Regions from separate parts of the Homo sapiens genome. Here region 1 is linked to region 2. Evidence: chromatin loops called from intact Hi-C (ENCODE). Cell type or tissue: IMR-90. All regions are shown on one strand. Each heading gives the region's core, and the rest is flanking DNA. Links, peaks and the distances in the headings are about the cores only.

Region 1 (11,007 bases), core at 1,657-9,656, 550 kb after region 2:
TCTCTGTCTTGTGTCACAAGTGGCCTAGGACTCAGGCATGTGGATACTCCAGCCCACACACCCAAACTTTGCCCACACGCCTTGCCTACAGCCACCTCTTCGTCACCTCTCTATGAATGCACATTCCAGGGACAGGATGTACCCTCAGGAGGATGGACCTGGGCAGGCAGCTTTGTAAACCTTAAAACTGGCTGGGGGGCTGAGCACAGTGGCTCACACCTGAAATCCCAGCCCTTTGGGAGGCTGAGGCAGGAGGATTAAAGAGCTCAGGGGCTCAAGACCAGCCTGGGCAACAGGATGAAACCCTGTCTCTACAAAAACTACAAAAATTAGCTGGGTGTGGTGGCGTGTGCCTGTGGTCCCAGCTACTCGGGAGGCTGAGGTGGGAGGATCGCTTGAGCCAGGGAGGCGGAGGTTGCGGTAAGCTGAGATTGCACCACTGCACTCCAGCTGGGCAACAGAGCAAGACCCTGTCTCAAAAAACAAAACAAAACAAAACAAAACAAAACAAAACAAAACAAAAAAACTGGCTTGGGCTGGATAGGCAGTCTAGGTTTTTAAACACCCAAAGCATGATCAAGGTCAGGTGTGGGCTCTGGGTGGCCACAGGTGCCCTCTTGTCCAGGTCTATGGTGACATTGCCATTTGGCCTTGTCTCCCCAGCTTCTAGCACATGCCTGGAAGCTTAAGGGACAGTTGTTGAGTAGATGTGCATCTGAGTCTAACTTAGTCCATTTTCTGTTGCTATAACACAATACCATAGGCTGGGTAATCGATAAAAGAATTTTATTTTGTATAGTTCTGCAGCCTGGGAATTCCAAGGTTGAGAGGCTACATCTGGTGAAAGCCTTCTTACTGACTCATCACATGGTGAGAGGGCAAGGGCATGCCACCGCAGGTCTCTCTTCATCCTATTATAAAGCTACCAGTCCTCATCATGAGGGCCCCATCCTGATGACCTTATCTAATCCTCCCAAAGGCCCTACCCCCAAATACCATCAACATATGAATTTGGGGATTCAGTTTCCAATACATTCAAACCATAGCAGAGTCATTCACTGAAATATCACATTGGGTTGGCTCCCTCAGCATTGTCCCTATCCCCTCTCTTCCAGCAGAAGGCAAGCTTTGTCATGACTCACCTTGGGCATTTTGCCAGGCAGAAAGCGCAGACACTTCTAGTGAGACTCTACCTCTAGTCCATTCTAGAGGTGGAGCCAGGAGTTCTGGAGGTGGGAAAAGGGGTGAGAAGAACCACCCTAGAAAGCCTTGAGAGAAGATATCCATGGCCAACTTGGAGATGGGGAAGACGGTGGTGTGGCAAGACCTCAGAGAGGTATGGCTATAGGATTGCCAGGCTCTCAGAAGATTCCCCCACCCCAAAGGTGGAAGATGAACAGCTGAGCAGGAGACTTCAAAGAACTTGTAGGCAAGAACATGGGGGCCAGTTCCCTGTTAGTGTCTGGGCCTAGGTTAAGGCCCCAAGACTTTTGCACATCTCTGGTGGAGGAAGGTAAAGAGAATGAGTGCGGGTATCTGTTTCCTACTGTTATGTAACAAACCATCCCACTCATTTATTTTGCCCATAAATCTGCAGTTTGGGGTGGGCTCAGCAGCAACGGCTTATCTCTGCTCTACGCAATGTCAGGTGGTTCAATTGGAGGTTGGGGATCCATTTTCAAGATGGTGTACTCACACACCTAGCAAGTTGGCACTTGCTGCCAGCTGGGAGGTCAGCCAGAGCTGTGGAGGCCTTTGGTCCTCTCCATGAGGCTGCTCCACAGGTTGCTTGAGCTTCTTCATAATTTGGCTGCCGGTTTTGAAGAACAAAGACTCACTTAGAAGTGCATGGCATTTTGTGACCTAGCCTTAGAAGTCATATAGGATCACTTCCTTTGCATCCTATTAGTAGAAGCAGTCACCAAGGCCCTGGTTCAAGAGCAGGGTACATAGTCTCTTTCTTAACCAGGGGGTAACAAAATTCTAGAAGAGTTTTCAAGAAAGGAGATATTGTTGCAGCCATCTGTGAAAAATACAATCTGCCCCAAGCGAGTCCTCAGAATGACTGGAGGAGGGTTTCTCTGATGGGAGCTGAGAGTTCAAACTCAATTGATTGTTTTAAAAAATGGTATACAGTATGTATCACACAAGCATTTGTGCACAAATGAATAAGAAGTTCAGCAGTGGACAACTGGTCTTGAGTAGCTGGATGTCTTTTTTTTGTTTTTTTTTTAGATGGAGTCTCACTCTGTTGCTCAGGCTGGAGTGTGGTCGTGCGACCTCGGCTCACTGCAACCTCTGCCTCCCAGGTTCAAGTGATTCTCCTGCCTCAGCCTTGTGAGTAGCTGGAACTACAGGTGTGTGCCACCACGCCCAGCTAATTTTTTTGTGTTTTTAGTAAAGACTGGGTTTCACCATGTTAGCCAGGATGACCTCGATCTCCTGACCTCGTGATCCACCCACCTCGGCCTCCCATAATCCTGGGATTACAGGCGTGAGCCACCGCGCCTGGCCTAGTAAGTGGATGTCTTAAGATCTTTCTTCAAGAGTCCTCAGAATAGAGTTAGCACTTCCCTCCCTAAACCTGCACTGTTTCCTTAAAGTTACAAACTTAAAAATTGCACTCATTTAATCCTGATAGCAACAACCCAGTGAGGCACATACTATTATGAGGCCCATTCCCAAGATGTGGAAATGGAGCACTCAGATGCTAAAGTCATACAACTAACAAGTGATGGAGGAAAGTGAAGTTGCAGCTTATATATAGCTAACCCAATTTTCAGTTCCTGAAATTGAGCCCTAGGGGAAAGGCCCAAGTTGGGACCCAGTGAGCGCCCAACACTGAATCGCAAAAGCTCGCACTGGATCAAGGAGGTTCCCCAGGGCCTTGAAGGGACCCTGCTTCCTGCTTACAGAAAGAAGGCTGGCCCCAGAAAGCTGGGCTCCAGCACTTGCTTGGCATAACCCCGCCCTATCCTCTGTCCTCTTGCCGAGTCTCAGGCCAGGAAGTGGTTAATAGCACTTTCCCACACTTTCTGTTTCCATTTCTCTATTCCTGAACACAGTCATTCCTGCATTTGAATGGGCTCAGCAGGACCACCGACCTTTATTTTTTTCTCCAAAGCACTTAAAGGGGATTGGAACTCTAAGCCCATTATAGCTGGGTTGTAGCTGAGGACAGGGGCTGAGTTCCCACAGAAGACACTGAGCCATTGATTTGTTCCTGTCTCAGTCATTTCAGAAAGATCAGTGAGGCCCCTGCTCAAATCCTGCCCTGCCGCCTACTACATCTGAAGGTCCAGGGGTTACTCTTCAGGGGGCTTTTAGCCCCTGTACATTGCCATGTTGCCATAGCAACTACGACACTAATAATGGCAGCCACCGTTTTAAAAGTAAGCTGTAAAATAACTAATTTAAATATATTTAACTAATTTGATAACTAGCATTTGCGTAGCACTTTACATATTCTAAAGCTTATTTATATTTATCTTACAACTGTGGCACTTGGGTAAGTCTTTGAAACTATTAAATCATGTCCCCCCCTCCCCAAATTCCCTGTTCTACCCGTTTATTTTTCTTTTTAGGCATCAGCTTAAACCCATGGTAGGGTTATATACATCCCAATATATGTCATTTGTTTATAATAGATATGTATGTACTATTTTATTAGCCATTTTGCATAATATGAACTATGCACAAAGACAAATATTTTATTTTATTTATTATTATTATTATTATTATTATTTTTGAGACAGATTCTCACTCTGTCGCCCAGGCTGGAGTGCAGTGGTACAATCTTGGCTCATTGCAACCTCTGCCTCCTGGGTTGGAGCAATTCTCCTGCCTCAGCCTCCCAAGTAACTGGGATTACAGGTGTGTTTCACTCACGCCCAGCTAATTTTTTTGTATTTTTAGTAGAGACGGGGTTTCACCATGCTGGCCAGGCTGGTCTTGAATTCCTGACCTCAGGCAATCCACCCACCTCGGCCTCCCATAATGCTGGGATCACAGGTGTGAGTCACTGCGCCTGGCCAAAAAACAAAAATTTTAAATGATAATTATTTAAAATATTGTATATATATATCTATAAAATAAACAGAAAGCAGTCCTATTATTTTCTCCTTGAACCCCAGCGGATCACATTGGAGACCATCGGCCACGCCTTTAGGGAGGGATTTTTGGAAGAGCAAAGCAGAAGAAAGGGGACTACTCTGGGCAGCGCTTTTTCAGTCTCCAGATAGAAGCACACCTTGGAGCTGTTGCAGGTTCCTTTCCCAACCACCACACTGAAGCGAATATTGCAATAAAGTGAGACACACAAATTTTTTTGGTTTCCTAATGCATGTAAAAGTTATGTTTACCCTCCACCATAGTCTATTAAGTATGCAATAGCATGTCTAAAAAATGTGCATACCTTACTTAAAAACTGTTGATCCTGGCCAGGTGTGGAGGCTCATGCCTGTAATCCCAGCACTTTGGGAGGCCGAGGTGGATGGATTACCTGAGGTGTGGAGTATGAGACTAGCCTGGCCAACATGATGAAACTCTGTCTCTACTAAAAATACAAAAATTAGCTGGGTATGGTGGCGGGCGCCTGTAATCCCAACTACTCAGGAGGCTGAGGCACGAGAATTGGTTGAACCCAGGAGATAGAGGTTGCAGTGAACCGAGATCACACCACTGCACTCTGGGAAACAGGGCGAGAGATTCAGTCTCAAAAAAAAAAAAAATTGATCCAAAATTCTGACAAAAAGTGAGTGCATACTGTTGGAAAAATGGCACGGACAAATTTGCTCAGTTCAGTTGCCACAAACCTTCAATTTGTAAAAAACACGTTATCTGTAAAGCGTAATAAAAAGCAATGTATGCCTGCACTCATAAGCCCCTGAGATGGATGAGGAGGTGCTGCAGAAAGGGGAACTCTCACAGCTGTTCTTCGGTGGAGCTGCACTATATCAGTGGGGAGATCTTTCCCTGAATCAGGCCTGAGATCTAAAAGAACACACCTGTGGCCCAAGAAGCTGATGGTGTAGACGTTCTCTCCCTTATACAGTTGAGAAGGCCAAGGCTTAGTTGAGTTGAAAAAGTTTTGAATTTGTGGCCAGCATTTAAAAATTGGGGAATTTTATGTTGATTTTTAGATGTATAGGGATAGGGACATCTGAGCCTCCTGCTGTGCCTTCCAACGGGGCCACAGCGGATGGACCTGAGTTGTGGCTGACCTCTTTATTTGCGACATATGACCTCCAGCTGGCTACAGTCCCCACTGTGCCTATGGCTCATCTAGCCTGCTTCCCTCATTTTTGTGACCTGCCTGGTTCCCATGGGGAACTGAGTTTGCAATCCGGGGAGCAATACTGGCTGAATTCATGTTCATATTGAGAGCATTCTGAGTAGCTGGCAGGGCCACACAGACCTTAGCGGGAAGACAGGGACACCACTTTCCAGGATGATCCCTGTGAAAACTGCCATGTTTGCACTGCCCTCCTCTGTGAGACATGGTTTAGCTCAAGTCCTTGCTCTGGTAACTTTCCAACATGTGACTTTGGGCACATGTGACCTTCACCTCTCTGGGTTTGTTTCCTCACTGCTTACGCTGCAGGCAATGCACATACAATATTTGCTACTTTAGGGCTATGAGATGCACTAGTTAGTTGTGTCCAAGTCATTCCTTTTACCAACAGAAATGAAGAGAAAGAGGAGAAAAAAATAAATAAAACCAAAAACCTCATCACTCTTTTCTCCAAAATGAGCATTTATCGCCCTCTGGTGTCCACCACAGCGCTCAGTGCAGCCAATTAAGAGCGGCTTGAAGGCCGGGCGCAATGGCTCATGCCTGTAACCCCAGCATTTTGCGAGGTTGAGGCGGGCAGATCACCTGAGGTCAGGAGTTCAAGACCAGCCTGGGCAACATGGTGAAACCCTGTCTGTACTAAAAATACAAAAATTAGCCGGGTGTGGTGGCATGAGCCTGTAATCCCAGCTACTCGGGAGGCTGAGGCAGGAGAATTGCTTGAACCCAGGAGGTGGAGGTTGCAGTGAGCCGAGATCACCCCACTGCGCTCCAGCCCAAGAGACAGAGCAAAACTCCGTCTCAAAAAAAAAAAAAAAAAAAAATCAGCTGGCACGGTGCCTCACGCCCATAATCACAATCCCAGCACTTCGGGAGGCTGAGGAGGGCAGATCACCTGAAGTCAGGAGTTCAAGACCAGCCTGGCCAACATGGTGAAACGCCGTCCTTAGTGAAAATACAAAAATTAGCTTGGCGTGGTCATAGGTGCCTGTAATCTCAGCTACTTGGGAGGCTGAGGCAGGAGAATCGCTTGAATCTTGCAGACAGAGGTTTCAGTGAGCCGAGATCATACCACTGCACTCCAGCCTGGGTGACAGAGTGAGACTCTGTCTCAGAAAAAAAAAAAAAAAAAAAGTTGGGGGCTTGGAGATGAAAGACTTGGAGGCAGGGGAATAGGGGCTGCCCCATTCCTCATGGTCTCAGTTTAATCCCCCTGGCTGCAGGGCCAGGTGAGGGCAGACATGGAATTAGGTCTCTACGCCAAGTTTCAACTGCAGACACCCACCCAGCTCAGATAAGGACACTTTTGAGGCGTGGGATTTACAAGCCAATGAGACAGCTGGCCTAAAGTCACCGCATTTAATAATCATGATGAAATAACATTAAACACAGTAGGTATTAGTTATAAGCATGGCAAGTGAAATCTAGTTGTTTTTGCAGAAAAATTTTATTTAATGGCTCTTGCAAAGTCCCCTGAATTGTTGAGCATGGGGCTGGGGTTGGCTGGAGAGTCACAGCTTCTGTGAGGTTATACTGCAGTAACAAAGAACTCCCCAAATCTCATTGATTTATATCAACAAAGGCCCTATTCCCCACTTATGTTACATGGCCGCTAAAGATTGCTGTGGGTCACGTGAGACTCTGCTTCATGTGTCTTTGTTATTCCCAGATCCAAGATGGAAAATCCGTCCCTATTTAGGGTCTTCTCATGGGACAGAAAAGAAGAAGCAGTGGTCAAGCCGCTTGGTGGCTCTCAAAGCTCCTGCTTAGATGTGGTATCTGTCATTCTGCCTACATGCCATTTGTTAAGGCAAGTTATGAAGCTGAGCTCCATATCATGGGCAGAGAAGTGTCCTCCCAGAGGGAGTTGTTGCCAGTCACATGACAATGGGCGGGGCTGTCTAATCTTACAGGGATGGGAAGGGACTCATTGGAGAAAAGGAAAACCCATACCAGTTCCTCTAGCACTGATAGCTGGATTCTGGGGAGCAGAGCTACCAGGTACATCAGTTACAAAGACACTGAATGCCACAAATCATGCTTCATAGTAGCTCTCATTCAACTGTATTTCACTTCTGCATTTCACAAATTATTTATTGAGTGCCTCCTGTGTCCTGGATGATATTCTAGCACTGAGGATATAGCAGTCAATGCCTTTGCCCTCTTGAATATATATTTGGATACCTATTATATATAATATTTATAACATATTATATATAACTTATATGTAAATAAAAATATGTACATATTTGCCATCATGATTTGAAAAAATATTTACCCAAAATTTACTTTTAGTGTGTTCAAGTAGCTGTAACAAAATACTTTAGACTGGGCAATTTATTAACAGTAGAAATTTATTTCTCATGGTTCTGGAGTGTGGGAAGTCCAAGACTGAGGTACCAGCAGATTGGCATCTGGTGAGGGCCCACTCTTTGCTTCCAAGATGGCACCTTCTAGCTACATCCTCACATGACTGAAAGGGCTAACAAGCTCCTTGGGCCTCTTTTAAAAGGGTGCTGCTCCCATGCACAGAGGTGAAACCTTCATGACCAAATTATCTCCCAAAAGCCCTATCTCTTAATACCATTGCATTGGGGAGTAGGTTTCAACATATGAATTTCAGGGGACACAAACATTCAGACCATAGCACTGACTCATGAACAGAAAGCCTGCTCTAATGATTTCACACAAAAATGGAGGCTAGACCATTTGGGCTGTGGGTGGATACTGCAAGAAGACACGTGACTCTAAGTTGTATCTCAGTAGTTCTTCCGGGAGGTCTGCATCCAATGTTCACGGTGTAGTGTGTAACCACCACTATAGGCTCATTCTCTTTTCTCTTTTTTTTTTTTTTTTTTGAGACAGTCTCACTCTGTTGCCCAGGCTAGAGTGCAATGACACAATCTTGACTCACTGCAACCTCCACCTCTGGGGTTCAAGCTATTCTCCTGCCTCAGCCTCCTGAGTAGCTGGGATTACAGGTACCCATCACCACACCCGGCTAATTTTTGTATTTTTAGTAGAGACGGGGTTTCACCATGTTGGCCAGGCTGGTCTCAAACTCCTGACCTCAAGTGATCCGCCTGCCTCGGCCTTCCAAAATGCTGGGGTTACAGGCGTGAGCCACTGTGCCTGGCCTACCATAGGCTCATTCTCATTATTAGGTGTAACTGTTGCCTAAGAAAGAGGAAGAGCCTGTGGAGGAAGCAGATGAGCCAGGAGACCTGGGAAATTTAAGCACTCATAGAAATATTCAGCAATGAAAGAAATGCACTCGTGAGCCTCCATTTGGCCCTTGTGTGACTCTGCATACTGTGCATATTTTTTTCATGAATAAGAAAGTAAAGAATGGTTATAAAAGTGTTGTTGGTTCTGGAATACACCACCACATTTCCTGAGCACAACAGGTGTTTTCTAAAAACCTAGAGAAACAGATTAAGTGGTAGACAAAAAACCATCATCCACCAAAGAGTTCCTAAGCCGGCAGACACACAAACCCACTAATGACTCCATTGAGGGTTGGGTAATTAGGCGATTGGTGTTTCAGATGCTCTCTATTATGCAGAAGTCCTCAGTGGATTGTAATACTGTGTATGTTTGTATGATATTGGATAAATCGATTGGGATGTTTGGATAGGTTAGTATTATGTCCTAAATGCTTATGTCCCCTCTAATATTCACATATTAAAACTCTAACCTTTAGTGTGGCTGTTTTTGGAGATGGGGCCTCTAAGGAAGGAACTAATGTTAAGTGAGGTGGTAAAGATGGGGACCTGATCTGATAGGATTCGTGTGTTCATAAGAAAAGACACTGGAGCTCTTCCTCTCTCTCCACCATGTGAGGAAAAAAGAGAAAAGTCAGAATCAGAGGATTACCTAAGGCTGTAAAACAGTTTGTGCTAGAGCCAAAGTTAGAAAATGTCTTTGTGATTCCTTGTTCCATTGTCTTAACGAGGTGACTTAGTCCACTTGTACTGCTATAGCAAAATACCTGGGACTGCATAATTTCTAAATAATATAAATAGATTTCTCATGGTTCTAGAGGCTGGGAAGTCCAAAACCAAGCCCTGGTGGATTCAGTGTCTGGCAAAGACCTGCTCCTCATAGATGGTGCCATTTAGGTGCCCTCACATGGCAGAAGGGATGGAAGTGCAAGAAGGGCTAAGCTGGTTCCCTCCAGTCCTTTTATAAGGTACTAATCCATGCATGAGGATGGAGCCCTCATGATTTAGTCACTTTTCAAAAAGAAGTGATTACTACCTCTTACTACCACCACAGTGGGGATTAAGTTTCAACATGAATCTTACAGGGGATGCACGTCCAAACCATAGCACTAGTATTTCAAACAGTGACATCACATGTTAATATTGGCCCACTAGGAATGTGTTTTAAGAAGCAGACCCAACATTTGCTATCTGCCAAGATCTCTCCCTTCCATTCTGCTAGAAGGCTTTCCTATCCCTTATTAGGGCCCCAAGTCTATGGTGCCAGTCCCAGATCCCAGTGTGGCCCTTTTATCACCAGCCCAGTCAGGAAGCCTGCAGGCTGTTTCTGGAGCCCAAGCACTTTGCTGGCAGTGAAGGAAGAAGAAATGAAGAAAGAGCTAGAAAAAAGAAAACGTTCTAGTTCACCAGGAGAGCTCACCTTTATCCTGGGTCTAAGAGGAATTTGCTTGCTGGGGTCCTTAGGTATCAGGTCACTGGGCCATATGATAAACTTTATCCATGACTGCAGTATTTAAAAGAAAGTTTTATCTGAGCTCTATTTCAATAATTTCCAGGTTATGCCCTTAAAAGGACAAGAGGTTCAGGTGATGGGTTCATCAAACTCTCACAAGTCATCACTAAATAACTTACTCATGTAAGTTACAAATACCACTTGTTCCCCCCAAACCTATGGAAATAAAAAATTTAAAAAAAACACACACAAAACCCATGAAAATATAGCTAGAATGAAAAAAAAAAAAAAAGAACAAGAGGCTGCCTTTTGCTCCCCCCCTCCCTGTCTTCTCTGAATTCCCACTGGCTAGAATGGAGATGTGATGGTTAGAGTTGAAGCAGCCATATTAGACCTCAAGGTAGCAGCCAAATATTGAGGAGAACGAGCAACAAAGACAGGAGACAGGATTTCAACTGCATTCTCAGCTGGGCCCACCAAACTAAATATTAACATAAGACAGAAGTTAACTTTGGCAGCATCATCACTATCACCACCACCACCACCATTGTCACCATCATCAATGTCACCATCAATGTCATCAGCGTCACCACCAACACCATCATCATTCTCACCACTACCATTACAATCCACTATCACCACCTTCACAATCACCAAGACCATCTCTATTGTGTTTGTCATCATCACCATCATCATCATCATCCCCATCATCACTGCATTAACCAAAGTCATCATGAATGACATCATCGACATCATCACTGCCATCTTCATCATCGTCATCACAATTATTATCAGCATCTTCATTACCAACAACAGTAGCTTTGCCATCACTATTCCCACCCATGGAATGACTCTCAGTCCATGGACTGTCAGGTCAGAATCCCAAGAGGAAATGATGCCCTCTAAGAAATATTGTTGCTGCTGCTCCTGCTACAGTTCTAATCACCACCACTGCTGTTATTACTGTTGCTGCTACTACTACTGTTATTGTTGCTGACAGTCAGCCCTCTATCCATATCTGTGGGTTCTGCATTCAT
Region 2 (11,007 bases), core at 1,659-9,658:
AGCAGTGGGCACATGGGCAGGAGTGATCTTTGAAATATTTAACCCCAGAAGCTCATGGGACCAACAGTCAGAACAGACCTGGCCTGGTACTTGAGCAGGTCCCAGGGGCCCAATTGGACCAAGGCCACCCCTCAAGCTGCTGCATCATGGGGAGACACGGGGATCCCACGTAAGAGGCCAGGGCAGCAGGGCAGCGGGTCACACTCATGGGGAATTAGACAGCAGCTATTTACCAACTGGAGTGGACACATGCTGATATTTTAACAACCAGGATGGCAGCACTGGCTGAAAATGAGCCACGTGCATGGGTCTGATCAAGCGAGATTAAGATGAATCCAGGGCGGGGTGCAGTGGCTCACGCTTGTAATCCCAGCACTTTGGGAGGCCAAGGCCAGGAGTTTGAGACCAGCCTAGTCAACATGGTGAGACCCTGTCTCTACTAAAAATACAAAATACACACACAAAATAAGTTAGCCAGGCATGGTGGTGTAGACCTGTAGTCCCAGCTACTTGGGAGGCTGAGACATGAGAATCACTTGTACCCTGGAGTTGGAGGTTGCGATGAGTTGAGCTCTCACCACTGCACTCCAGCCTGGGTGACAGAGCGAGACTCTGTCTCACAAAAAAAAAAAAAAATCCAACCCACATTTATTGAGCACTTATTATATGCCAGGAACTGTGCTGGAGCCTTTATGTATATTAACTAGTTTAATTTGTACAATGCCACGCAAATCTATCAGTTCATTTAACACTACAGAGGATTGGTGTGAAAGCAACACGGAAAAGCCAGTCAGCAAACCTGACAGGCTTAGAGGAACCCCACCCCTACCCCTGCCCTGTCCCCCACTCAACTAGAGATGGGCATTTCCTTAAAGGCAGATGGCACAGAAGTCCAGACCTCCCTCTTGGCTTTCCCACTGCACCCCATCCACCCTCTGTTCTGCTTCATCAGTTGTCCACATTTGACATTCATTAGACTTACTCTTCACAACTGTATACACAAAACCATGTGTATCCATGCTGGTGGGGAGCATAAGAGGTTCTCAAGGGTCGTTTTGTGTGTACCTAATTTTTGCCTTACTGATTTAGAACTTGCCCCTGAAATGGGCTATGACTCATTGAACTATAATTAGCCCCGTTTTGCAGGTGAGAAAGTGGAGTTCGAAGATGTCATCAGCCCAGGTCACACAGATGGTGGAGACCAGTGTGGAGCCCGGGAGTGGGCTGAGCAGAGCATCTGGACTTTGAGCTTCCATCAGACCCTGAGATAGTCACCTGTCCTGGCTGCCTGGTGACCCTGGTGTGCTAACGTGGCACTTATCTTGCTCTATGGAGGCCCCTGGGCCCCCTAAACACCAGGTGGGTGCCTTCAGCCAGCCCCATACTGACCTGTGAAGCCCAGGTATTGCTGGCCAACCCACCCCACTCACAGACAGAAGCAGTTCTCCATCTTTTGGCTTTAGCAGATCTGCTTCATTTCTCCTCCCCACAAAGCCTGGACTTTGTTCTGGGGGTATCCCTGTTTGCAGTGAAGCTTTTTCACTCAGTGCTCAATCTGAGCCCAACTCCACCCCACATCTCTGATTCATAGACTTTTGTGACTGCCTTGACCAGTAGAGTATGGCAGAAGATGCTCTGTAACTTCCCAGGCTAGATCTAGAAAATGCCACGCATTTCTGCCTTGCTCTCCTGCGACATCCACTCTTAGAACCCAGTTGCTGTGCTAAAAAGAACTCACAGACCACGTGGAGTGGAGCAGATGGGTCAGTGTCCCAGGTGGCAGCCCGTGTCGGCCTCAGACCTGCACGTGAGGATGCCCACCAGAGGGTTCCTGCCACCACCGTCAAGTCACCCCAGCCTTAATCTTCCAGCCGGCGCCTCAGGCATTATGGGCAGAGGTAAACTGTCTCCATGATGCCCTTTCCAAATTTCTGACCCACAGAATCCATGGCTATAATAAAATGGCTGTCTTATGTGCTCAATTTTGGGGTGGTTTGTAGCATAGCAGTATAACTAGAACATCTAGCTCGTGAGAGAACCAGCAAAGAAAGCAAAAATCACCCCAGCCTATAAAGGGCCCTGAGGGTGGTGGGACCCATGGGTGACAGGAAACCAATCCCTGCACCCCAAGAGGTGGCAGGGCCTCCAACGAGAACGGCTGTGTGGCTTGCGAGGGAGCCTGCACCTTAAGCTGGGGCTGCCAACGGGGTGTAAACTGCTGAGCCCCTGGAAGCGCAGGAGCTTGGGACCTCCTACCTCTACAGACATGGCCAGCCTGGGCTTGAGGCCAGAGGGACTGCAGTGACCCCAGAGGCCCTTTCCTTCCCTCTGGGGCCACGGACACTTGCTGTCATCTGTGCTCTCTCAGGTGGGGGAAGTTCAGGCGTGGGTGAGCCCAGGAGGAGGAACTGGAGAGAAAATTTGAAAGCAAATGTGAAAACGGATGATTTCTTGCACATTTGAGTTTGCAAAGTAAAAGCCTTCTCGGTGCCAGGAACTCTTTGTTGCCTAAAGGAAATCATGTTAGAAGGGTCGGTCCAGCCTGACTTCATGGTCTCAGAGATGTGTGACCCTCACCCCTGGAGAGGCCTCTGTGGCCCTGGGGCTTAGCACCAAGCACTTTGTAGGGGTCTCAGAAATGCTGCCCACTAGAGCAGAGGGCTTCTGGGAAGAGCCATGGGCTCCTCCACTGCCTTGTAGCAGAGGCTGCCCCCAGGGAGAGGGAGGTGGGATCAGAGCCTGAGGCTACGTCCTGGCAATTGTTGTTGTGGCCACCAGGTGGCGGGCCAGGGCCATGCCAAGCTGTTGGGAAGGGCAATCCCAGAGGGGCCTGGACTGGGAGGCCCAGCTGCTTCCATGGCTCTGCTGTCACCACGGCTGGAGGGAGGGGCTGCAGAGTCAGCTGTAGCAGTGGAGGCTGAGGCCCTCTCACAGTGATGAGGTGGCTTTCAGAAGGCCTGAGCACCTGTGGTTCCCCTCGAGGCCTGGTGTGCAGAGGTCTGGCTTCCAGTCCCAGCTCTGCTGTGCAGCCTCAGACAAGCCCTTTCCCTCTCTGATAGATGAGGGTTCTCACTAGATGAGCTCAAGGCTTTTGCAGCACCTGGTGGCTATGACCAGTTGGGTGGCCTTAGGTAGGTCATGGGGTGCTATGGTCTGAATGTGTACTCCTCAAATTCCCACATTGAAACCTAATCACCGATGTGATGGTATTAGGAGGTGGGGCATTGAGGAGGCAATTAGGCCATGAGGACAGTTGACTGGGATTAGTGCCCTTATTAAATAGGTCTGAGGGAGCTCTTTCATCACTTATACTCTGTGAAGATACAGCAAGAAGTGCCATCTGTACATGAGAAAGTGGGTCTTCACCAGACACCAAATCTGGGGCACCTTGATCTTGGACTTCCCAGCTCCCAGAACTATAAGAAATACATGTTTGCTCTTTGTAAACCACCTAGATTATGGTATTTTTGTTATAGCTGCCCAAGCAGACTAAGACATGGGGCCACTGGCCCCGTGATGGGAATGGGGTGGAATTACATGACCCCTGTCCAGGATGCAGGAGGAGGAGATGGTCCCAGGAGCTCCGTGAAGGAAGGAGGCCTGGGAAGCTGCTTGGACATCACAAGGCATCGAGAACCCAACTCTGGGTCCCCGATCTGAATTAACCTCAGGGCTGGGATGATATTCCTATTGCTTTTCTAAAGTGCCCCACCCAGTCCCTTTAGCCGTATTGGTGGTTCTGTGTCATCTGCAGCACTGAGGTTTCTGGGCAGGTTTTAGGCCACCTCCCCCCAAAACCTTTGTTCCTCTTCCCTGGGCTGTGTTTCTGCCATGAGTCACCTTGGGGCTGAGGTCCCAGGTGGGAGATGGGTCATAGCTGGGTGGGGTCTGAAGTGTCTGTGCCTCAGTTTCCTCATCTGCAAAATGGAGAGGCTCTTGCCCATCCTGTAAGGTCAGTAGGAGGACCAGAGTCTTCACTCCATGGTCTCACTCAGCTATCACAGCAACCTTGAGCAGCAGGAAGGGCACGTGTCCTCGTCCCCATTTTGCAGATGAGAAACCCGACCCCCATGGATGAGAAGCAGCTTGCCCCCTTTCATCCAGAGGATCCTGAATTCAGACCCAGATCTGCCTGTCCAGCCCTGTGCCCTGTGCTGCCCTGCTGCCTTCTTCTGCCCTTACTCCTTCTGGCCAGCTGATGCCTGCTTTCTTGAGAGAAGTTCCTCTGGTGCCTCATCACCTGGAAGAGCCAGGTCTCCTGGGAACAAGTGGACAACATTTTGGTCTTGTGCTTTGCCAGGTGCAGTGGCCCTTGAGGGCTAGCCTGTCCACACAGCTCTGTTGCCCTGGGCCCTGCTCAGCCTATCCTAGCTTGAGGGCTATGCCCAGGCGAAAAAGTCTAGGGCACGGAATTAGATCATCTAGAGCAAGTTTTCACCAAGCCTCAATCCCTCAGCTATAAAAAGTAAGTCAACTTACAGGGTCATTGCAAAATAAAGCACAGCTATATTTGAAAGTGCTGAGTGACAGCAGGGATAACCATCGCCCTCAATGCATCCTGACTTGGTGCCAGGCCCTGAGCTAAGCCCCTTTCTTACATGATTTCTCTTGGTTTTCACCGTTAAAGGTAGATTAGTGTTATTGCTTCCTTTCTTGTTGAGGTATAATTTTTATATATATAATTTATATATAATATATATGTTATATATTATATGTTTATATTATATATACTATATATAGTATTACATATAATGTATATATTATATATACAGTAAAGTACACAAACTTTGTGTACAACTCAATGACTTTTTAAAACCGTGTGACCATCAAGACAGAAGTATTTCTGACACCCTCAAAGGCCCCCTCAAGCTCCCTCTTGGTCAATACCCTGCCAAAGGTTAACACTTAAGTTTGGGTTATTTTTCCTGGTTTTACAGATGGGGAAACTGAGGCTCAGGGAGGAACTGTGAACTGCTCAAAGTCACAAAGCTGCAAAACGGTAGGGCCTAGATTTTTCTGTCTCTACCAAAGCACATGGTGATCCATATAGGCTATACAAGTTATTTCCTCTTCCTCTTTCCTCATCTCCCTCTCATCTTCCTCCTCTTCCTCCTCCAACTTTTCCTCCTTCACCAGTCCCCCCATTTGCTGTAGTTTCATATGTCTACCATCAGATGGCGCCAAAGGACCAACTGCAGAGTCCAGGTTGGGCTCCAAGGCCGGGGAGGAGGCAGGCCCGGCGGGGTGGTCAGGGTTTCTGGGCTTTGGGGAGGGATGCAGGGGAAAGCTGCTGGTGACCATCCTGAGTCCTGTCCAGTAGACATGGCAGAGGCAACTGTCCAGTGATGACCAGACAAGAGAATGAAAATGCAAGGCTAGGGCTCACGATTATATGAGCACTGGGCTGGGAGTAGAGAGACTTGGGTTCTCTGTTACTCTCATCACACTCTGAGTCAGCTTCCTGCCCACACAGTGAGTGGGCCTTCCCCCTCCAGGGTAAACAGTCCTGCCTGTCTCTCTGCATCTGCTCTTCTGTACATCAGGCCTGCTCTCCCTTCCTCGGTCGACCAGTTCACACTAATCAGCTTGGCAAGCCCAGCCCAATTGCTGCCATTCCCAGGAAGCCTTCCCTGACTGCTCTGGCATTGAACTGATTACCTTGGCTGCCCCTGTGCAATGGGCCAGGCACCACCTTCTGTGGCCAGAGGCTCGCCTGGCGTTTCCAGCATCCACCAGGGCGGCCAGCACAGGGCTGGGGGCCCAGGGTGTGTGTCACAGGTCATCTGGACCTAATGGACTGGGATGGCAGGGGGGAAGGAGGCTGTGGCACGGTGCAAGGGGGGCTGGACCTAATGGACTGGGGTGGTATGGGGGAAGGAGGCTGTGGCACGGTGTGAAGGAGGCTCCCACAGAAGACGTTATTGCTCTTCTACTCCCTTCCTGGGAGTGGCTGGATTGCAGAGGGCAGTGTTGGGGCCCCAGCTGGGGTGCTTCCCCTCATGCCGGCCCCAGGGAGTGCTGCAAGGCTGAACTTTAGTCTTTCCTCATCTGTGTCCAGCTAGCATCTCCCCGGGAAAGCCAGCTTTCCAGAAACTAAGACAGGAAGAGCCTTTGGGGATCATTAAACACACATCGGCCCAGGTCACACAGGCTTTCGGCAAAGAGCCTGTGACTCTGCTCAGCCTCCAGCTCTGAGCCCTGAACGCCTTCTTCTTCCTCCGCTCAGCCTCCAGCTCTGAGCCCTGAACGCCTTCTTCTTCCTCCGCTCAGCCTCCAGCTCTGAGCCCTGAACGCCTTCTTCTTCCTCCGCTCAGCCTCCAGCTCTGAGCCCTGAACGCCTTCTTCTTCCTCCGCTCAGCCTCCAGCTCTGAGCCCTGAACGCCTTCTTCTTCCTCCGCTCAGCCTCCAGCTCTGAGCCCTGAACGCCTTCTTCTTCCTCCGCTCAGCCTCCAGCTCTGAGCCCTGAACGCCTTCTTCTTCCTCCGCTCAGCCTCCAGCTCTGAGCCCTGAACGCCTTCTTCTTCCTCCGCTCAGCCTCCAGCTCTGAGCCCTGAACGCCTTCTTCTTCCTCCGCTCAGCCTCCAGCTCTGAGCCCTGAACGCCTTCTTCTTCCTCCGCTCAGCCTCCAGCTCTGAGCCCTGAACGCCTTCTTCTTCCTCCGCTCAGCCTCCAGCTCTGAGCCCTGAACGCCTTCTTCTTCCTCCGCTCAGCCTCCAGCTCTGAGCCCTGAACGCCTTCTTCTTCCTCCGCTCAGCCTCCAGCTCTGAGCCCTGAACGCCTTCTTCTTCCTCCGCTCAGCCTCCAGCTCTGAGCCCTGAACGCCTTCTTCTTCCTCTGCTCAGCCTCTAGCTCTGAGCCCTGAACGCCTTCTTCTTCTTCTTCTTCTTCTTCTTCTTCTTTTTTTTTTTTTTGAGACAGAGTGTTGCTCTGTCACCCAGGCTGCAGTGCAGTAGTGCAATCTCACCTCACTGCAACCTCAGCCTCCTGGGTTCAAGCAATTATCCTGCCTCAGCCTCCTGAGTGGCTGGGACTACAGGTGCAGACCACCATGCCCAGCTAATTTTTGTATTTTAAGTAGAGACAGGGTTTCACCATGTTGGCCAGGATGGTCTCGATCTCCTGACCTCGTGATCTGCCCACCTCGGCCTCCCAAAGTGTTGGGATTACAGGCGTGAGCCCATGACCGGCCAAATACCTTCTTTTGACACTTGAAGGAGACCTCCCAGGTCTGAGGACTGGGCAAGTCTCTGCTCTGCAGCCTGACAGCACCCCCTCCCTAACTGGAAGTTCTCCTTAGCTCTCTCCTCTCATGGAACAGACACACCTCTCAGCCCAGTAAGGTGACTAGGGTGCAAGAAGTGTGGGGAAAGGGAGAAGCTGCTTTCCCTGGCTAAAGTCCTATTAATCCCCACCCCCCCACTTCCAACACACACACACAAAGCCACAATACTTGTCCCTCTGTTGGAAGACTCTGGAGCTGGTTAAGAATACAGCATTTGGATTAGATATCCCTGGGTGCAGATTCCATCTCTGCTACTTATTGTCTGCATGACCCTGGGCAAATACTTAAACTTTGTAAGTTTCTTCTCTGAGAAGTGGGACTAACCCAGTTCCTACCTCAAGCTGGTTATTGTGCACATCCAATGAGAGAAAATATGCAAAATATATAGCACAGGCCTGGCCCATAATAAGTGTTCAATAAAAGGCGGCTTCTGTTGTGGCTTATGAGCTCAGTCCCAGTGAGAAGCCTCAGTTCCATAAAGAAAGGAACTGCCCGGTTGAGGATGGGAAGCTGTTGACTGGCTGATGGGTATGCAAATAACCTCTCTGATGTCAACATACCACGGACCTATGGAGGAGAGGGCTGCTGCTCAGGGTGATCTCACCAGCCAATCAGCAGCAGCAGATGATGATGAGCACCAGTGGGTGGGTATGGCTTGAGAAGGGGAGGGAGGAAAGAAGCAGCAGACAGACAGAAGGACTGGGAGTTCAGGGCTGCCAATCAGGACATCTGGGCTCCCAGCTTGACTCTGAAAATGAAGAGCCATTTGTGTAGGCTGTGAAAGGCTGAGCATGAGTTTCTTCACCTATGACATGGGGTGGCCCCTCTGCCTATTTTTTTCTCCTGGGGTGAGTGTGAGGATCACCCCATCACTCTGATGGATAGGACAAGGTTCTGAAAGGTACAAAGAGGTCTCAGTCACTCGGATTTTAAGGACAATTAGCGAATCAGTATGGCTGAGGGATTGCTCTTAATTACTCAAACTTTCAAATTTCATTTTAGCCCTTGGATGGAAATATTTTTAGAAATGTGATAGAGTTCCCGACTTTATTACATAGTGTAATTGATGTAGGATGTGTTGATGCATTCAGAATCTGCCAAATGATGCCATTTTATGATGCTTAAAAAAAATAAAAAATCTTTGGTTTCCCGACATTAGCTAGCATCCCTCCCTGCTGTCACTGCACCTGCCTCTCAATTCTTCTCCCATCCCATAAAACTTTCTACTTCTAATCTGCTGTGAATTTGAGAGTCAGACCTACAGCTCTGTCAGAACAGCGGGTGAAGTAAGAGTAACTGGGTCCTGAGACAGGCTGAAGAGCTCACAAGTAAAGTGCATGAGCTTCAGAATTGGCAGTCTAAGCTAGAAAGAATGCATAAGACCTACTATTTGATAGCACAACAGGGTGACTACAGTAAGTAATAACTTAATTGTACAGTTTAAAATAATGAAAACACTGTAATTGGATTGTTTATAACACAAAGAATAAATGCTTGAGGGGATGGATACCCCACTCTCCATGATGTGATTATGGCGCATTGCATGCCTGTATCAGAACATCTCATGTGCCCCATACATATACGCACCTGCTATGTAGCCACAGAAATTAAAAATAAAAAAAGTAAAAAAAAAAGGCAGTGTAAGGCAGGTGCTTCCTCACTCCTGGTCTTGGCTGTGGACCCAGGAGATGTGGGGCCAGAGCCTGTGATTTTTTTTTTTTTTTTTTTTTTTTTAAGATGGAGTCTCACTCTGTTACCCAGGCTGGAGTGCAGTGGCACGATCTTGGCTCACTGCAACCTCCGCCTCCCGAGTTCAAGCAATTCTCCTGCCTCAGCCTCTGGAGTAGCCGGAACTACAGGCACACATCACCACACCTAATTTTTTTGTATCTTTAGTAGAGACAGCGTTTCACTGTGTTGTCCAGGCTGCTCTCGAATTCCTGAGCTCAGGCAATCTGCCCACCTCAGCCTCCCAAAGTGCTAGGATTACAGGCGTGAGCCACCACACCCGGCCCAGAGCCTGTGATCTTAATCTCAAGGCCATCAGGCATCGCGTGCCATTCCTGCTGCTCCACTGCCCCTGCCCCAGTCTAGCCTTCCCTCCCTCCCTCAGCTGGCTTCCTGCAGTAGCCCTCTGGCTAGACATCCCTCCTGCCAATGATCCCTCTCCAGTCCACTTCAATACACTATCAGCCATTTTCCAGAATCTGATTACCTTCTTTTGTTGCTTGAAACACTCCATTGACTCTTTAGAGCTGCAGAATCCAGCTCAAACTCCCTTGCTTAGTACAACACTCCTCAGGAGCCCACCCTTGGGGGTCTTCTAGCCTCACCTTCGCCCGCCTTCCTGTTCCCACATCCTCTGTGTGGCCCTTTCCCATACCCACTATGGAGCACTACCTTTCTCAGGCTTCACAGTGCTATTCTTTCTGACCTCCCCCAACTTCCTCACCTGGGAAAATACAACCCAGGTGTCACTCCTTCCAGGAATTCTCCATTGCCCCTTTCTAGACTTAATTGAATTGTTCCCCACCACCACCCCATAGTCATGGTAGTGGTTAAAATCATGGATCCTGGGACCTGACCACATGGATGCAAATCCCAGCTCTGCCTCCTCATAGCTGTGCGAGCCTGGGCAAGTCACCTGGCCTGGTTTCCCACCTGTAAAGTGGAACTAGCATTAGTAGCAACCTCACTGACCTCATCTCATGCCAACCTCTATCTCGTAATGATTGGTTTCCAGTCTCCCCGACTAAGTCCAAGCTTTTCAAGAGCAAGCACAGTCTCCATTCATCTGTGCTCTTCCTTCCCTGGTGTCTGGTGCAGAGTCAGGTACACATCCCCTGCTCAATGATGGCCAAATGCAGGAATGGATGTCAAGGCCAACATTGGCCAGAGGGTCCTTCCTTAGCACACAGGAACACCCAGCACTGTGTGAGTTTTCCTTGCATGTCAGTCTTCTTCCTGGCCCCAGATGATAAGTCCCTGGGGATGAGGGGAACGAGGCCATCCCCTCCATCAGCTGTGGTGCTAGTCACTGGGCCTGATACTCTGAGGCCTGGGTGGGTTCCCTGAAGGTGCCGCTAGGGCACTGTCCATGGTGCTGAAGAGCTCTGTCACGTGACTAATTCCTCCTTCTGAGATGGTAGTTGGGGAGTGAAGGGATTTGCTTCAGGGCAGCCACGAATGGATTTTTCATCTCCAATCCCAGCCAGCACATTTTGTTCTGACATTTCTTTGGCACCTTTGCCAATGACGTGACGGTGCCTGTGCAGCTCTTTCCCCTGCCTTCCAAATTCCTTGGAGAACTGTCATATTCCCCACTCCCCACTTCCTCCTGCCACTGCAGGCACCTCCAAACATGAGTGTATCACCCAGAGATGTGGACTGAAGAGAGTGGAACACAGCCTGTGGCCCCAGTTGCCAACAAGGCGGCTCCATGCTTTCCGTAGCCTGCTTGTCTCACCTACAGGTGGTCCTAAGCCCTGGATGTGTCCCAATAGCTCCGTCCTCAAGGACAAGCTAAACAGGAAAAGCCTGGCCAGAAAAAATGGTAGTGAAAATAAATTCTGATTCTATGTGTGCAGTAGAGTTCAATGGTCTGAGCATCTGAGCGACACTTGAGTTTGAATCCCATTACCCCTGTGTGATCTTGAGTGATTTGTTCCACCCCTGAGCTTCAATTTCCTCACCTGTTAAATGGGAGGGATGAAAGCTTTCCCACA

The links. Hi-C counts contacts between places; a loop is a spot of excess contacts. Peaks named below come from ENCODE experiments on the same cell type or tissue, not always from the same donor. Only the 100,000 strongest peaks of a DNase experiment are listed, where the experiment ranks them.
Region 1: it touches region 2 in a loop (4-fold over the local background); 15 of 110 quality-filtered maps call a loop at or near these places.

The regions. Positions count from the first base shown.
Region 1 is chr11:44,551,591-44,562,597 of GRCh38, reverse strand. No RefSeq gene overlaps it. Among named protein-coding and RNA genes, the nearest start is that of CD82, 8.6 kb to the left of the region's middle. RefSeq lists enhancers at 1-261, 262-763, 2,799-3,435 and a silencer at 5,844-5,893. In IMR-90, for the core only: a CTCF peak has its summit at 5,759 (motif pointing left); a DNase peak (open chromatin) is centred at 5,767.
Region 2 is chr11:45,097,460-45,108,466 of GRCh38, reverse strand. It overlaps LOC105376652 (a long non-coding RNA gene), which reads left to right. Exons shown (of 6, transcript XR_931241.3): 5 at 1,147-1,359; 6 at 1,709-1,982. It also overlaps a transcript of PRDM11 not described here. Among named protein-coding and RNA genes, the nearest start is that of PRDM11, 44 kb to the left of the region's middle. RefSeq lists silencers at 2,678-2,767, 5,115-5,409 and enhancers at 6,205-6,743, 6,744-7,284. In IMR-90, for the core only: CTCF peaks have their summits at 2,784 (motif pointing right) and 5,176 (motif pointing right); DNase peaks (open chromatin) are centred at 2,806, 5,206 and 5,476; H3K27ac peaks cover 489 bases; H3K27me3 peaks cover 889 bases.